3 separate regions of the Homo sapiens genome follow, and regions 1 and 3 are each linked to region 2. The links are chromatin loops, found by intact Hi-C in ENCODE. Cell type or tissue: PC-3. All regions are shown on one strand. Region 1 overlaps LOC105369167 (a long non-coding RNA gene). Region 2 has its middle 60 kb from the start of LINC03050. Region 3 has its middle 11 kb from the start of LINC03050.

The links. Hi-C counts contacts between places; a loop is a spot of excess contacts. Peaks named below come from ENCODE experiments on the same cell type or tissue, not always from the same donor. Only the 100,000 strongest peaks of a DNase experiment are listed, where the experiment ranks them.
Region 1: it touches region 2 in a loop (4-fold over the local background); 1 of 110 quality-filtered maps calls a loop at or near these places.
Region 3: a loop joins it to region 2, with 11 times the contacts of the local background. A loop is called at or near these places in 1 of 110 quality-filtered maps.

The regions. Positions count from the first base shown.
Region 1 is chr2:65,727,066-65,732,065 of GRCh38, forward strand. The region is part of intron 2 of LOC105369167 (a long non-coding RNA gene); the gene reads left to right. Among named protein-coding and RNA genes, the nearest start is that of LINC02934, 61 kb to the right of the region's middle. In PC-3, no CTCF peak of the experiment used is centred here; DNase peaks (open chromatin) are centred at 1,946 and 3,306; H3K27ac peaks cover 2,074 bases.
Region 2 is chr2:65,660,319-65,665,318 of GRCh38, forward strand. No RefSeq gene overlaps it. Among named protein-coding and RNA genes, the nearest start is that of LINC03050, 60 kb to the left of the region's middle. RefSeq lists an enhancer at 2,112-3,311. In PC-3, no CTCF peak of the experiment used is centred here; a DNase peak (open chromatin) is centred at 2,603; H3K4me3 peaks cover 1,986 bases; H3K27ac peaks cover 1,939 bases.
Region 3 is chr2:65,610,550-65,615,549 of GRCh38, forward strand. No RefSeq gene overlaps it. Among named protein-coding and RNA genes, the nearest start is that of LINC03050, 11 kb to the left of the region's middle. In PC-3, no CTCF peak of the experiment used is centred here; a DNase peak (open chromatin) is centred at 2,302; H3K27ac peaks cover 1,441 bases.

The DNA of each region.
Region 1 (5,000 bases), 67 kb after region 2:
AGCCAGTTAATGTATATTTATTTATATATCTAGATAATTATAAATATTAGAGACTATATATAAATGCTTTAATTTCTCTTTATTAAAATAAAAGCAAATATAAAAATATCACCTAGAAGATAATATAGTACAATAATAATTATGTGGTAATCTGAATCTATACCTCCAGCTAGCATCATCAAAATCTAAGATGGAAGCTCTGGGAATGGGTAGGGTGAAGGAATGGGTGGAAACAGTATGAGTGGAAATGAGGGCTGGGATGGATTTCAAGGCATCTGACTTGGACTACTAATCATTTGAAACTGGGGTTTGTTTATGCCCTGAAAATGAAATGTTATTAGTCAAGTGAGGATGATTATTATTTTAGGTAATGCTATTCCTTAAAATATTTAGCTAAGTGACTTCATGGCTTTTAGGCAATTACATAATTTCTGCATTTTGTTTGTTTTTGAGCCTGGTTGTCTCTGAGTTCCTGTTTTGGTGCTAATCTTCAGTGTGTGTTTCTGAAAGTAACCATGATGACAGGAAGCATATTTTTCTGTATGCCTATGACTGGTGTCTGACTACCCTACTGGTACTAGAGATTAAAAGACACTTTCCTGTAATTAATATTTTCCCCTGTGTTTTGTCTGAAAGTCGTTAAGTTGAAGCTGGAATTATAGATGTGTGTACATCTCTCTTTAAGGAAACACACAAAACAAATGGGAATTTACCAAATGATATCATTCTCCACTGACTGGATTTATATATGACACTTCTTGAATGTACTTTTCTCATAATGTGGGGGCACACCTGCATTGGAAATAGCTTCTTTGAGAAATGTTAGATGTTGCAATTTGGTAATATCTTAAGTGTGAATTTGTGTGTGTGTGTGGGGGCAGGGGGGAAGGGAGGATAAGGAAGGATTCACAGTGTTCAGAAGAGGACTGATGAGGCTCCCTCCATGAGCAGGCTAGTAGCGCAAAGCCTAATCAACACTTCTGTGAGGAAGTTAGCAGCCTTCCTTCTGACCTGACTGCTTCCGCTTCTGGTGGTGGCAGCGCTGTCAAGCCTCATTACTGGAAAGTTCATCTTGTTAAATTTCCACTTAGAGCAGGGGATGTGTTAGAAGATAGCTCAGACTCTGTGGCCATTATGACATCAAACTCAGACAGTGACATTCCAAGTGGTAGTCAAGGAGTTTTGTTTCTAGCTTCATTGAAAAATGTGAACATTGGCTGGGCACGGTGGCTCACACCTGTAATCCCAGCACTTTGGGAGGCCGAGGTGGCTGGATCATTTGAGGTCAGGAGTTTGAGACCAGCCTGGCCAACATGGTAAAACCCTGTTTCCACTAAAAATAACAAAAACAATTTAGCTGGGCATGGTGGTACATGCCTGTATCCCAGCTACTTGGGAGGCTGAGGCAGGAGAATTGCTTGAACCTGGAAGGTGGAGGTTGAAGTGAGCTGAGATCGCACCACTGTACTCCAGCCTGGGCAGTGGAGTGAGACTTCTTCTCAAAAAAAGAAAGAAAAAAAAAAGAAATGTGAACATTAATAAACAACTTAAGAAGTCACTGTATCTGCATACTACTGGATTAGATTTAACAGACGCAATCTTGGCTGAATAATGAAAGGAGTTTGGCATGAGTTCCAGTGTCAAAGCAGAAGTAAAAGCAAAACCAGTGATGGGCATAGGCTTGAAATATAATATATTAATACACTCACCAGGTAGTGCTGCATTAATAAATAAACTCAGAAATCTTAGGGAGTGAAGGCAACAAAGGCTTATTTCTTGCTTGCATAAAGTCCTATATGGGTTAGGCGATTCTCTGGGCAGCACTCCCTCTGTCTTGTTATGCTGCCATCTCAACAGGTGGCCTCCAGGGTTGCCAAGGCAAAGGACTAGAGGTCACTTCCTTATGCTGTGGCCCAGGAGAAACTCATATGACTTCTGCATACATTTCACTGGCTATGACTAGTCACATAGTCATACCTAACTGCAAGAGACCTGGGGAGTGGAGACTTCCTGAGTGACAGGAGGAGAGAAGGGTATAGGTGAGCACTAGAAGCCTTTACCACACATAGGAAGCGAGTGTGTATGGTCAGCATGGAATCGGGAATGGCCAGAGTCTGATGTTATTAATATTCAGCATGAGATTAATTTATATTGAACCTAATAATATCTTAATACATTTGTAAAAATAAATCAGCCTCTTTGGTTACCTTCCTTGGCCACTGGCCATGCCTTAGTAGGATTATCTACTATTAACATCCGGGTTCCTTATTCCAGTCTGGCCCATCTGCCTAACGTCCTGGCATCCTCCCTGCCTTGCAAGGGTCATCCCTCACTCTGTTTGTGAAACCCATAGCTGCATGGCACAGGCGGTAAGGGTGTGGTGAGACCTTACCAGGGCATGCTTCTCAACACCAGGAAGTACTTTTCTGATGTCATTGTTCTAGACATGCTGACACAGGCCCTACATAAGCAGAGAGGGCCCCCACCTTCCTCTCTGGTGAACGTCTATTGCTTCTCTGTATAGTGTTGTTGGTTGAAAGAGTGGTTTTAGGAGATAGACTGTCTAGGTCCAAATCTCGTCTCTGTCATTAGCAAAGAATGAGACCCTGAGCAAGGGACTTAACTTCACTATGCCTCAGTTTCCTCATCTGTGGATATAATAATAACACCTTCCTGTTAGAGTTGTTGTGATGATTAAGTGAGTTAATACATGAAAAGTGCTTAGAATAGTGCCTGGTGAGTGGAAAGTGATTAAAAAACATCAGCTATGATCACTCTACTTCAAGACTCAGTTCAAATGTAACTGAAACTTCCCTAAACTTGCTTCTTTTCTGGGTGCCTTCAGCACTCAGCAAATGTCTCTGTTATAACATTTATCATGGTATATAATAATTGTTAATTTACCCATTCTTCTCTCTCGTTAGACTGTGATTACTCAAGGGCAATGTACTGCTCACCATTTACTCTAGTCCTTGACAGAGTGTCTGACATAGAAAATACATTACCAAATGTTTTCTGAATTGATGGGCAGAGCCAGGGTGGTAGAAATTGCTACAATTCACCAATATACAGTTCTTTTGTCCTTCCTGTGCACAAAGCAAAGCTATGTTTCCCAGCTCCCTATGCATCTAGATGAACCACATAACTGAGTTCTGGAATGTGAGCAGAAATGATGTGTGCCACTTTTCAGGCTTGTCATAAACTCAATGCACAACCTTCCATGAGCTCCTTCTCTCCCTTTCATTCAATTGGCTGGATATGGTAGCATTTTAAGATAGAACGAGCCCAAATCTCTGAGTCACCGCTTGGAAGAGAGGGACCTAGACTTTAAAATTGTGTCAAGCTTTTGAAATCTGAACCTGTTTGTTATAGCAGTGAGTGTATTTACCTGGCTAATAAAACAAGAATCTGGACACAACATTTTTTTCTGCAGGTTTCATGGCATGATATGGCTCAATCCACAGACAAAGGCTGCTGAGCCCAGAACAGCTTATTGGACGAGCCCCTATGAGAAGCAGAAATGTATAGAAGCAAACTGAACCCAAGGAAAGATTGGTGATACTTTGGGAGGGATGACAGAGGAAGGGGAAACACACTGTCCATCCCTGTCCCAGCAAGGAGCCAGCTCCCATTCGGCAGTCCCTCTGAACATCTAGGTAGCTTCCCCCTTCTTTCTGTCCAGTTGTGAGCAGCCACCAACTATGATGCCCCTCTTCCAGCAGGCTTTGCTTTCACATCACAAAGCATCATCCTGAGAAACAATTACAGTTCTTTTTAGAGTTCTGGTTCCTTCATAGGTACCTATTGTCCTAATAAATGGAATTCCTTGGAACACAAAAGCATTTATTTCCTCTTTTAGCTAATTTAATTTTTACAGCTCTGGTGAAAAAATATTTTATGTTTTTACTCAATGTGATTTTAAGATAGCTTATTCTTGGATTCAATTTTGTTTTCATTTTCTAGAAAATCAATTTAATTCACAGAAGGTTCATTCATTTAGTGGCTTTCCTTGCACATGGTTAATGCTTAAGCATTTGATCAAGCATTCCTCTTAGCAATATCTTTACAAGGTTCAACCGGAGAAGGTGTTAGATGGGGGAAATCCTCTACATTTGGGCAAAGCCTCTTTCCTCTGGACTAATTGAAATGGAAAATCAGTCTGAATTGGTGAAATTGAATTGCAAACTATTTTTCAAGGAGATTCCTGTGTGATTTCAAGTTGCTCAAACTAAACTTAGAAAAGGGCACACTAACAAAGCTTTTTAAGTTATCTCCATCTAGCTTCCTAGTGAAGAGGCTACATTGTCTGGGTAAATACCTGGGGTTCGTCATCTCATGCCAAGAAAATTTAGGACACGGACCCACATGAGGAGTTTAGGAACGGAGATTTAATAGGCGAAAGAAAAGGAAAGGAAAACAGCTCGCTCTCTAGAGTGACAGAGAGGAGACTTCTGAGAGGAAAAGGCCAGCTGGCGGCAGATGAGCCAGGTTTTATAGTCCGGCTTGAGGAGGCGTCGTCTGATTTATGTGGGGCTCACACATTGGTTCAATCAGGTGTGACGTTTACAAAGCATGTGGGTAAGGCTGGTCACCCCACCCTAATCTTACTATGCAAATGAACATTCCCCTTGGCTGGCGGCTTCATTTTGTCTGCTCCTTAATGTACACGTGGCTGGCCAAGAAGGGAAGATGGAGCCGCCATTTTCTAGCTGCCATGTCTAGTCCCAGGTAGTTCTTTCCTGCCGGCATTCACCGTGAAAGCTCCCAGCGTGCTTGTCTATGTCTGCAGCTCAACTTCACAGGCTGCTCTTTGTTAGAAAATGATTTGGGGCAGCTTTTCATTAAAAGAAAAACGTTACCAAGGACTTCTGGACTATCTGCCTAAGTAATTTCTTCTTAACTCCTGTATCACTAGTAGTTAGAATCTATATTTGTACCTATATATATCTTACAAAATTCTCTTGGGTTCTTGAAAACTCTTTGCTCTCAAGTCCTTTAAA
Region 2 (5,000 bases):
ATGAGGCTTTTCCTGATCTGCACGAGTGGGCTCTCCCCTCCTCCTGCATCTGACATCCCTGCCACCACCCACTGATTGGGTTGAATGATTTGATGGGGCATTCATCAGGAGGTTTGGGTGTCCCCGATGAGTAAATACACTTGCTGTTATGAGCCCCATACATAAAAGGGAAAGTATCACATTTTTCTCTGAATTCTTGAGGAAATTGCTCTCATATACAACACCAACCTTTGGCTGCGTGACAGAGATGGAGTGTTGTTTGCATGCCATTATCAGGCTGTAAAGTCTGGTCAGGGCTGCCTTTTCGGAGTTTCCAATCTTTTGGGATCCTGGGAGGGTCACCCTGCGGGTCAGGTTTGTTTAGTCTGGTCCGTAATGGTGTAAAGTGGCCTTGACTGTTGAGCCTCCCTAAATAATGCCCTATCTGTTTGATACTTCAACAGTCCCTCGGAGTTGTATATATGTTTCACTTTCTAATATTCGAAGCTGAATTGGATTTCATTGTTAATAGATGGGAAATTGTTTCTAAAAACAACCTCATCTTGCTTTGAAAGTTAGCCAGAGTTCAGAGGGCCCCTGCATTTTAACGGGTGATCTATGTTTTCTCTGGGAAAATCATAGAGCACTTCTGTGTTTTTGTATGCATGTTACTCACTCTGCAGCTTTTTAAAGGGATTCATCTGAACATATGCCACTTTAAAAAGCTTTTTATTAAAATATAATGTACATATAGATAAGACAGCACATATAATAAGCATACAGTGAATTTTAATGAACTCAATACATTGTAGCAACTGGCCCCAGATTAAGAAATAGAACATCATCAGCACCCCAAAAGCCCCCTCATGCCTCTCTATGGGAACATATACTATTTTAAATTTCTCTTATTTATAATTTATTCAAGGTTTTCTGTATTGCACCTTATTCTGTTTTTCTCAATGGTGTAACATTCCCTGAATCATCATATACAAATAAGGGAAAAGAACTTGTCTGATCTGCTGGGTCATAATAAACAGTACCTATCTAGAATCCTTCAATATGGCATTGTAATGTCCTATGGAGCTTTGTAAATTCATCAATATCTTGCCAAAATGGAGTTCATTTTTATAAGAATCCCTCTAGGTGCTCAAAGCTTGCTTCTTTATCTATTAGACACAAGAAAAGCCTGGTTTCACAGATGAGTCTAAATAGCATTGGTCTACCTAGCTCACATCCTAGTTTTGTGAAATACTATCTTTATTTAATTTAATTTATTTTATTTTTTTGAGACAAGGTCTCACTCTGTCACCCATGCTGGAGTAGAGCGGCACGATCTTGGCTCACTGCAGGCTCCACCTCCCGGGTTTAAGCAATTCTTCTGCCTCAGCCTCCTGAGTATCTGGGACTACAGGCGTGCACCACCACGCTCAGCTAATTTTTGTATTTTTAATGGATATGGGGTTTGGCCATGTTGGCCAGGCTGGTTTCAAATTCCTGACCTCAAGTGATCTGCCTGCCTTGGCCTCCCAAAGTGCTGGGATTACAGGCATGAGCCGCTGTGCCCAGCCCTTGTTTTGTGAAATACTATCAAACCCACTTTATGAATGTTAAGTAATTAAGTCCTTCGGGGTAGAGAAAATAGTGGTGGAAGAAAGTTATTCATTGCAAACATTTTTGCTCAGAGGCTTTTGGAAGTAAATAGGTTCTCCTCCCCAGTCCAGCTATATTTCAAAAGGAATCTTGTTCGAAGCCCTATAATTGGACTTCTCCCCTCCTTTTTAAAAGTAGTTCAATTTCTTTCTTCCCAAGCTCCTCAGCTCCCAGAGCAGCTTTCATTACGGCAACATAAATAAAAAGTGACATAAAATTATACAGCCCTGTGTAAAGTAGTTTAAGGAAAATGTCTTTTATGGCAGCTTTTATGGTTTCACCAATTAGTTATTAGATTTTCTCCATTTTTAATTCGCTGTCCTGCATGTGCGTTCTGAAAGGTTTCTTCCCCCTTTCATCTCTTAGTAGTAACAGGGCTGGGGGGCGTTGAGCCCCTGTTTAGCTGACTTTCTTGTTTCATGAAGGCTTTCATGACAGCCTGTTGCTAGATGTGGGCAGAGCAAGTCCCTTGGGAGAGAAGCCAGCATTGAGCCATTCTGTGAAGTGAGCAGAGTTTCACCCTCTTCCTGTATGAACACTCAGTGTCCTGTGTCCCGCTGAGGGTAGCGGCAGGCTGGCTGCAGGATCCCGTCACAGCAGGTGGACCTTAAGCTGATAAATCCTGAATTTTTAGTAACTTTCCAAACATTCCTGGGGAGTGAGAATAACAGAGATTTACTCCTGCCAAAATTTAATCATGCAGAAAAAGCAAAATTTAGAACAGCGTATAGATTATTTTTTAATGCGACTGCTTGACAGCGGAGAACAAGGAAGTTGAATACTTGGTGCAGCCGAGTCTAGACCGCTGCAATTTGATTCATTTAGGGGAATTGTATTAGGTTTTCATTTTGGCTTGGGCTGGGCTGTATCTGTTTGGAAGTGCATGATGTCATCGTATCAAGCGTGTCACAGCCAAGGCATTCTGGTATTTATGTTGACTTCAGATCTAGCCCAGAGTACATGGGAGGCTCAATTTATTGCTACTTTAACTTTGTTTAGTCATGGAGAGGCTTTATTTATGTTGGTAAATTTCAAACAGTGGCCAAAATTAACCGCACAATGAAAAGGCCTGCCAGATTCATCATCGATAAATCATCTTGTTGCTGAGTTTCTTTAATTAAGGAAAAACTCCGTCTGTGGATCCCTGTGGTTGCTGGAAGGAAAGGAGGGTGGGGAGTACTTTGATTAATCCATCTATCAGCCTGGCTTTGGAAAGTGAGTCTCCTGTTTTTGATTGTAGCTGGGCAAAGACCTAAATAAAAATTTATCTTGTCAAAACCTATGGGCTAACTGAAAGCAAATAAAGAAATTTTATGGCATCCACATAAAGTTAAATAAATAACGAGAAAGCGTAGTACGTCCTACAGACATTTTTCAGTACAGTACGTGGCTCTGTTCTTTGGGGAGAACTCATTAACTTAAAAAAAATTACCTTTAATGGGCCACTCGTTATCGTCATCATCAAATGCTTCGCTTGTCTAATGTTCCAGTGTTTAATGCCTGATTAAAACTGAAGATGGGGGCTCATGGCTTGGTGCTGTTGGAACTACCCAGGATAGAATGCATGGCAAGTGGGGCTTCTAAAGGGTAAAATATGGACGTTGCAAACAGCACTGCCAGTATCGGGGAGAACTTTTTAAATGGATCCCTCTGGAAGGTAACTGACCTTCCTGCAACATAATGTTGCAGGGGAGGGCAACAGGGTGAAGCTTTTCGTGTCTGAATGAACAAGGGACTTCATCTCTGGTTGAACTTATCTTTCATGTGGGGGCTTCTCTCTGCTGGAAAAAGTCTAGAAAAATATATTGGGATTGAAAACCTCTTTTCATCAAATGTGGTTTAAGCAGACTTCTCTCTGGGTTCGGTCTCATGGTGGAATGCATTTTATTTCTAGGTTAAAAAAAAGTCCTTGAATCAGACAAAAGACAACAGGTAGTGATGGAGAAGGCCCATTCTCATACTAGCACGTGCTTCACAGTATTTGCTTTTTCTTTGTAGGTTATGGAAAGGAGGCTCTCTTGATACCAAGCTTCAGGATCCACCCACAGGAAAAGGTGATTTCTCAAGTGTCGAGTCTTGGCGTACGATGCATTAGGCAATCAGCCCCTGCCTGTTTGATGGAGTTGTACAATAAACATGGGCTTGGGGGAATCAAGAACATTTCGAGAAGCATCTCTGGTGGAATCCTGATGCTGGAGGCCTCTACTTTGGGATGTGACATTTTTGGGTTGGCTGACTAAAGCTGTTCCTGGAGGTCAGCTGGTGGTTTTGCAAGTTCTTGGCTTTTTCCTGCATTCTGTCATTGTGCCTTGACTTTTTTAGTGGGGCGGGATTCCCCATGACTGAGGATGGTGGTTGTGGTGATGGTGTGAACAGTGAGACTGCCCTCTACCTCAGGTTAGGAGATGTGGGAATGAGACAGAGATGGAGGGGTATGTTCTGGCTTAATCAACTGGATCAGCTTCACTAAACTGGGTAGGTTTCAAGCATTCCTAGACACCAAAGCCTACTCCTTAAATCTGCAATGCAATGTTGGTGATTTTAGCCTTCTGGAAGACCTTTCCTTAGGTTAATGAGACAACAATTTGCTTAAATGTGGGACAATTTCAATATAGAAGTCATAATCTGGGCCATGGAATTTGGTCATAGGTTGATAGAAGATTTCTAGCCACTTCATAATAATAACTATATCTTATGCATTTTTTAATCTTCTTCATTAGTTCCAAGATATAGTTTAAGGCTCTCTTGGAGTCACCTTAGTTTGCCTTTAGTGCATCAGAAAGGACACTTTGATTTATCCCAGCATGGAGGTCAGAGGTTAACAACAGGACAACAAGCATATACTAAGCTCTTGCCATGGGTGTAGCAAGTGCGGTGCAGTGTGCAGACTCCATAGAATCCTGTCATGGCCTTTGCCCAGAAGAGGCTTCTGATTTTGCAGAGGTAGGATTTATATAACTGTTAGATTGAAAGTGAGGACTTCTGCAGATGCAGTTGTAAAATGTTGTCATCCTTTCCTTCTAAGCCTGGGCTGTGGGGTTAGCTCTCCATTCCCTGGGTCAGATCTAGAGAAAGTTCCATCACTTTTCTGGCTACTCCAGGATCTTTTGTTTGCAAAAATGTTTGTAATTCAATATTATCACAGTGGTTTTCAACCCAGGTGGCCCATCAGAATTGCCCGGGCAGCTCTTAAAAAATATTGATGCCTAGGCTACCGCCAAGACCAGTGAAATAAGAATCTTTGGTGATTGGAAAAAAAAATCTTTGAGGATGAAGCCCAGACATCAGTATTTTTAAAGCTTCCCAGGAATTCCAGATGGATAGACAGGGTTGAGAACCACAGAAATGGAATGTGCAATTCCAGATAAATC
Region 3 (5,000 bases), 50 kb before region 2:
TGCAATTCCTACCCTCCATTTGTCTGTCTTCCCTGAGCTGGCCAAAGTAGGCAAGATGTAGTCCACACAGGAGTCAGAAGGCAGGAGGGTATCTTGGGCATGGGAGGCAGTCCCTTAAAATTCTGCCATGCTGTGGGAGCTGGATAGTCATGCTTGCATGCTGGTCATGAGGGGAGGTGATCAAGTGGCACTTTGAAGTTCCATAGGTGCTTCAGGACAGAACACTGGAATACACAGGTGTCTAGGTCTCACATTCTTATTTCCTGGTCCAGGTGTGACAGTCGATAAGCAGACTTTACATTTCGGTGTTTTCCTGCATAGTAGGTACAATCGGTGATGGGATTATTTTTCTCTCCCCCATTCATGCCTGCTTCTTTAAGATTTTAATATTAAGAATTGTTTTATGAAATTAATGTTAAAATACTACAGTGTTCTCTTCCCTGGGGGTGCAATAGACAGGTCGGTGTTCCTGGGATTCCTTCTGAGTGCCCATCATCCAGCCTCACTTCCCTTTGCCTCCACACTGGCCCCAGTGGCCTTCTTTGGAGGATGCCCATGGGCCCCTGGAGCTGCTTGGGGAAAGGTACAGAGAGCCAGAAGTGCCTGGGGGTTTACATTCGCTCTGAGGCGGCCAGTAGCGGAGAACCGAATATGGGAGTGACAAAGGTCAGTGGCCTTGCTTCAATGTGGGCCCATTTATGCTTTGGAATCTGGCAGAGGCTGGGCCGGAATCTCACCTGTGCTTGGCTTTTTCCCCATTTCTGTTCTGTTCCCCTCATCCCCTTTCCGTTTTCTCCTGGGAGCACTTTATTGATATATAACTGACAAGTGAATTGTAGTCTCCAGATCTGATTCTGGGGGACCCATTTTAAGATGGGGGTGGCAGAAGGTGGGGGGATGGCATGAGAGTGTAGATCGTAGATAATCCTAATCACAGCTGAAGTAAAGCTGCCCTGTGTGCACAGGATCCCTGCATAGAGGCCCATGGGATGACTGGAGTGCCCATTTACCCAGTAGGGCCTGGTGAGTAATAGCATGGGCCTGGGCTGCCTGTGTTCTCCAGAGGAGGACTAAGATGGGGGCTGAGAATCTGAGTGGGCCACAGTCATTTATGCAGCTCAGGCTAAACCACTTCTGGATGCTCGAGAGTTGGTTGCAGTTGATCTTTTCAGTTTCTAAGATTGGAAGTTGGCATCACCCATGAGATAGTCACGATGGCCTCCAAGGACAGGGAGATTTTGAGTGTGGCCTGACCCCTGCTCTGCTGTTCTCCCCAGTGCCAAGGTAAAGGGATTCATTTGGCTTTTCTTTCCCTTATGGAAAAGCCCAATTCACTGCTTTTCACTGTGGTTGCAGTGTGGAAGTACTCCTTCTGCATGAATTAAAAGGAAACAGAAGCAAGCATTTTCCAGAAATTCTAAGTTGAAATGAAAAACCTATTGGCTTTGGCTAAGTAGTTTATTTTCTCTTTCTTTCTCCCCCTTCCTTCCACCACCCTTTTTGGATTTTTTTTTTTAACACTATCATATGAGTCAGAATAGGTGTATCACTTTTAATTATTGTTGATTACCATTCATGTTGGAACAGCTACCTTGTAACGCCATCTCCTATCAGGAAATAAATGCCGACTTAGTGACCTGCGTGAGATAGCTAGCGACCCATCCCACTGGGGAGATGGCGGGCAGCCGCCTGGCGCTTGTTGAATTAAGAAGTGTGACTACAGTAATTAGCAGCAAGTATCCACCACAGGATAGAGCAAATTCAGGGCAGAGCTCAGTCGTCATACAGGTTGACCTTGGTGTGGGAGAAATGAGGGATTTGGGATTGGGGCCTGGAGGGTTGGGGCAGGGGTCGCGAGAAAGAAGGTCAGTAGCAGAAACCAATTTGACATCTCTGAGCTTTTGTAATAGGATTTACCCCAGGCTTGTAGACCTGGGAATTGTCGCCTATGTAAAAGCTTGTGGCCAATTCGGCAGCCCTGGAGTGTGTATTTGGGAATGGAAGGGTTAAGTCTTGACTGCTTTGCCTCTAGTATGTGCTTAATGGAACACAAACAAAAAGGAAGAGACATAGTGTTAAAATAGAACTGGGGCGCAGATTGAGATGATACGTGATTACTAGCAGTTGTACAATTTATGGAAAAAATGTGCATGCAGGTCTTTTAGGAAGTGTAAATAAAACAGATGGATTTATGGAAGGGGGAAGTAGGCTTTACACACCCAGCTCCTAGATCAACAAATGTTGCCCTTAAGGTAAATTTTTGAAAAATGTTCTAAGCTTATATTAGTCACACCCATTTATTTTTGGCATAATTTGTGCACTCTTTGGAAGTTGGCAAGAGCAGGAATGTTGGGGCCAACATTTGGTCTTGCTTCAGGAGTTTCTATGAATATGAATGCCTGAAGTTTACATAGGCTTATGCCGTCTCTATAGCAACGTGTGTTTGTTGTGAAAATCTAGCCTTTTAAAGTCAAAAATCCATATGTTAACCTCAAATTCAACACGCTATCTAATTCTGGTGTTTAAAAAACCCTTTTAGGACTGTTGCACTTTTAATATTGGATTGGATTGGAGGGTGAGTTCATGGGTGTCCCTGGACACACACACACACACACACACACACACACACACACAAACGCGTGTGCACACAAGGTCTGTGCAAGGCAGACCTCTTGCTTATGGAAGTTAACCTTCATGTGCCTCCAAATGGAGCTGGATGAGAGGAGCTTCAGATGATCATGGAGCTGCCCAGGGGAATCTGAGAGTCACGTTTGAAGCACCAAAGGAGAAAATGACTTGGTAGATTGTGCATTTTCCACTGGGTGTTTGGAACTTGGGGGAGACCTTGGGAGGACCATCAGGCTGGCTCTGGTCTTCCCCAACCTAGAGAACAGACAGCAGGCTGTAGGGAAACTGGCAAGAATGAGGCCGCAGAGCCCAAGGCACGGAAACTTATCTGTGCATCTTAGTACCTGTCAGATTTTCATATGGTTGGAATTGTTCTTGAACTTAATGGGGTTCTTGGTTGAACTCCAGTGAGATAACAGTTGTAGGTGGGAACCTGAATATATTTACTGCTCTCTTCAGGGGAAAGAACTAGCTTTTTGCAAAATTATGATGTCCTGTGCCCATAGTCTCTGGGTTCTGGTGTCCTGCATTTTTCAGGGATGCTCTTTCCCGAGACCCAGTGCTTCCTAAGATCCTCATGCTCTCCCCTCCCCAAACTGGCTCTCAGAATAGCATAGGCTCAACTCTTTTAGACTGATGTTTAAGAGGAAGAGAAGGAAGAGAAGTGGACTTGGAACAAAGATTGTGTTTCCCATTAGAATCTGGGGCCTACCTCTTAAGAGCGGCCATTGAACAATTTGCAGATACTCTTAAATCCTCAATTTTGGCATAAAGAAAACAACACCAGCTCAAATGAGATAATGGATGTGACAGAGCTTTGTAAATTCTCAGCTCCTATTCAAATGTGAGTTTATTATTACAATCACTTTAATAAGGGATGGCAAATAGTGTTCTACTCAGATCCTAGCTTTGCTCAGTGGGTTGTAGCTGCTTGCAGTGTTGTGCTGAGAAAGATTCTGAGATTCTTTCACAAGGAAGTGCGGAGATTGACTAGTGATGTCTGTCATGGGCACCAGAAGCCTGGAGGGGTCCTATCCAGTGTCAAGTGTTGGCACTTCGAGATCCATTTGCTTTTTAAGAGTGATAGAGAGTATGAAAAAAGGAGATAAATCTTTAAAGTAAAATTTTAGATATCAGTGTGTGGCAAAGGCATTGTTTTGAGGAAGTGAGCCTCTTAATGCCCAGAATCAAGCTTGTGTATAGTTCTGACTCTGTCATTGGAAGACAGTTCTAATGTTATTTCCCAAGGCTGTTTCCCTGGTTGTCTGGTTACGGAGGTGCTAATAATTGGGACATGTGTTTCTTTTTCCCTTTCTGTTGTCCCATTAATCACACTGTCTCTTTCATACATTTTGACCTTTGATAAGATTCAGCTTATCACTTGGCTCATTGTTGTTCTCTGTTGATCGCAACATGTACGGATTCTATATGTACAAATGTTTTAGCCATAGGTACAGATTCATCTGTGAAACTGTAAATTGCTTGAGGAAAGCAGTTATGTCCCACATTTTCTCTGCCCTTGATTCCTAGTCTAGTGTAGGACATATAATAATTTGCTAAGCAAATTCTGAATTGCTCAGTAAATTATTTTTCTGATTATATATTAATTTTGGAAAACTTGAAAAAATATAAATGAGTAAATAAAAAAAGATGTTAAAACATTAGTACTAGAATTAATTACCATGAACATTTTGGTAAGTTTCCTGCCAGCATTTTATTACATGTACATATTTACATATAAATTTTAAAATAATTTAGAGCATACTTTATAATTACATGATCTGGATTTTCCTTTTATGCTACATTATAAGTACTTCTCTGGATCTTTAAAAGAGTCTTGGCAAATATTAAAATACTTGAATTTTAATTTTAAAACTTCAACTATTTTTTATTAGTTTGTGATTTCAACAGTAACGCATGCCATTGTAAAAAAAAAAAAAGTTGAAGATATGAAAAGTAAATATCCTCTCTCCTCTTCTCTCCTTTTTTTCACTCAGTTGATGTAACTCCTTTTTAGCAATTTCTTATATTTCTATTCAGACATTAGTTTTGCATGTACAGGCACAGAAAACGTGGGTTCATATTATTCATACAGTTTTGCGACATTTTTGCACGTATTATATCTTGGACATCTTTTATGTTACTACATACAAATCCACCTTATTCTTTTAAACTACTGCTAGGTATTCCATTCTAGGAAAATCTCATCTTTAACCAAACTTCTATTGATAGCTATTTAAGTGATTTCCCTTTTTTATATATATTTTTTGAGACAGGTTCTCACTTTATTGCCCAGGCTGGAGAGCAATGGTGTACTCACAGCTCACTGCAGTCTCAACTTCCTGGGCTCAAGTGATCCTTCCGCCTCAGCC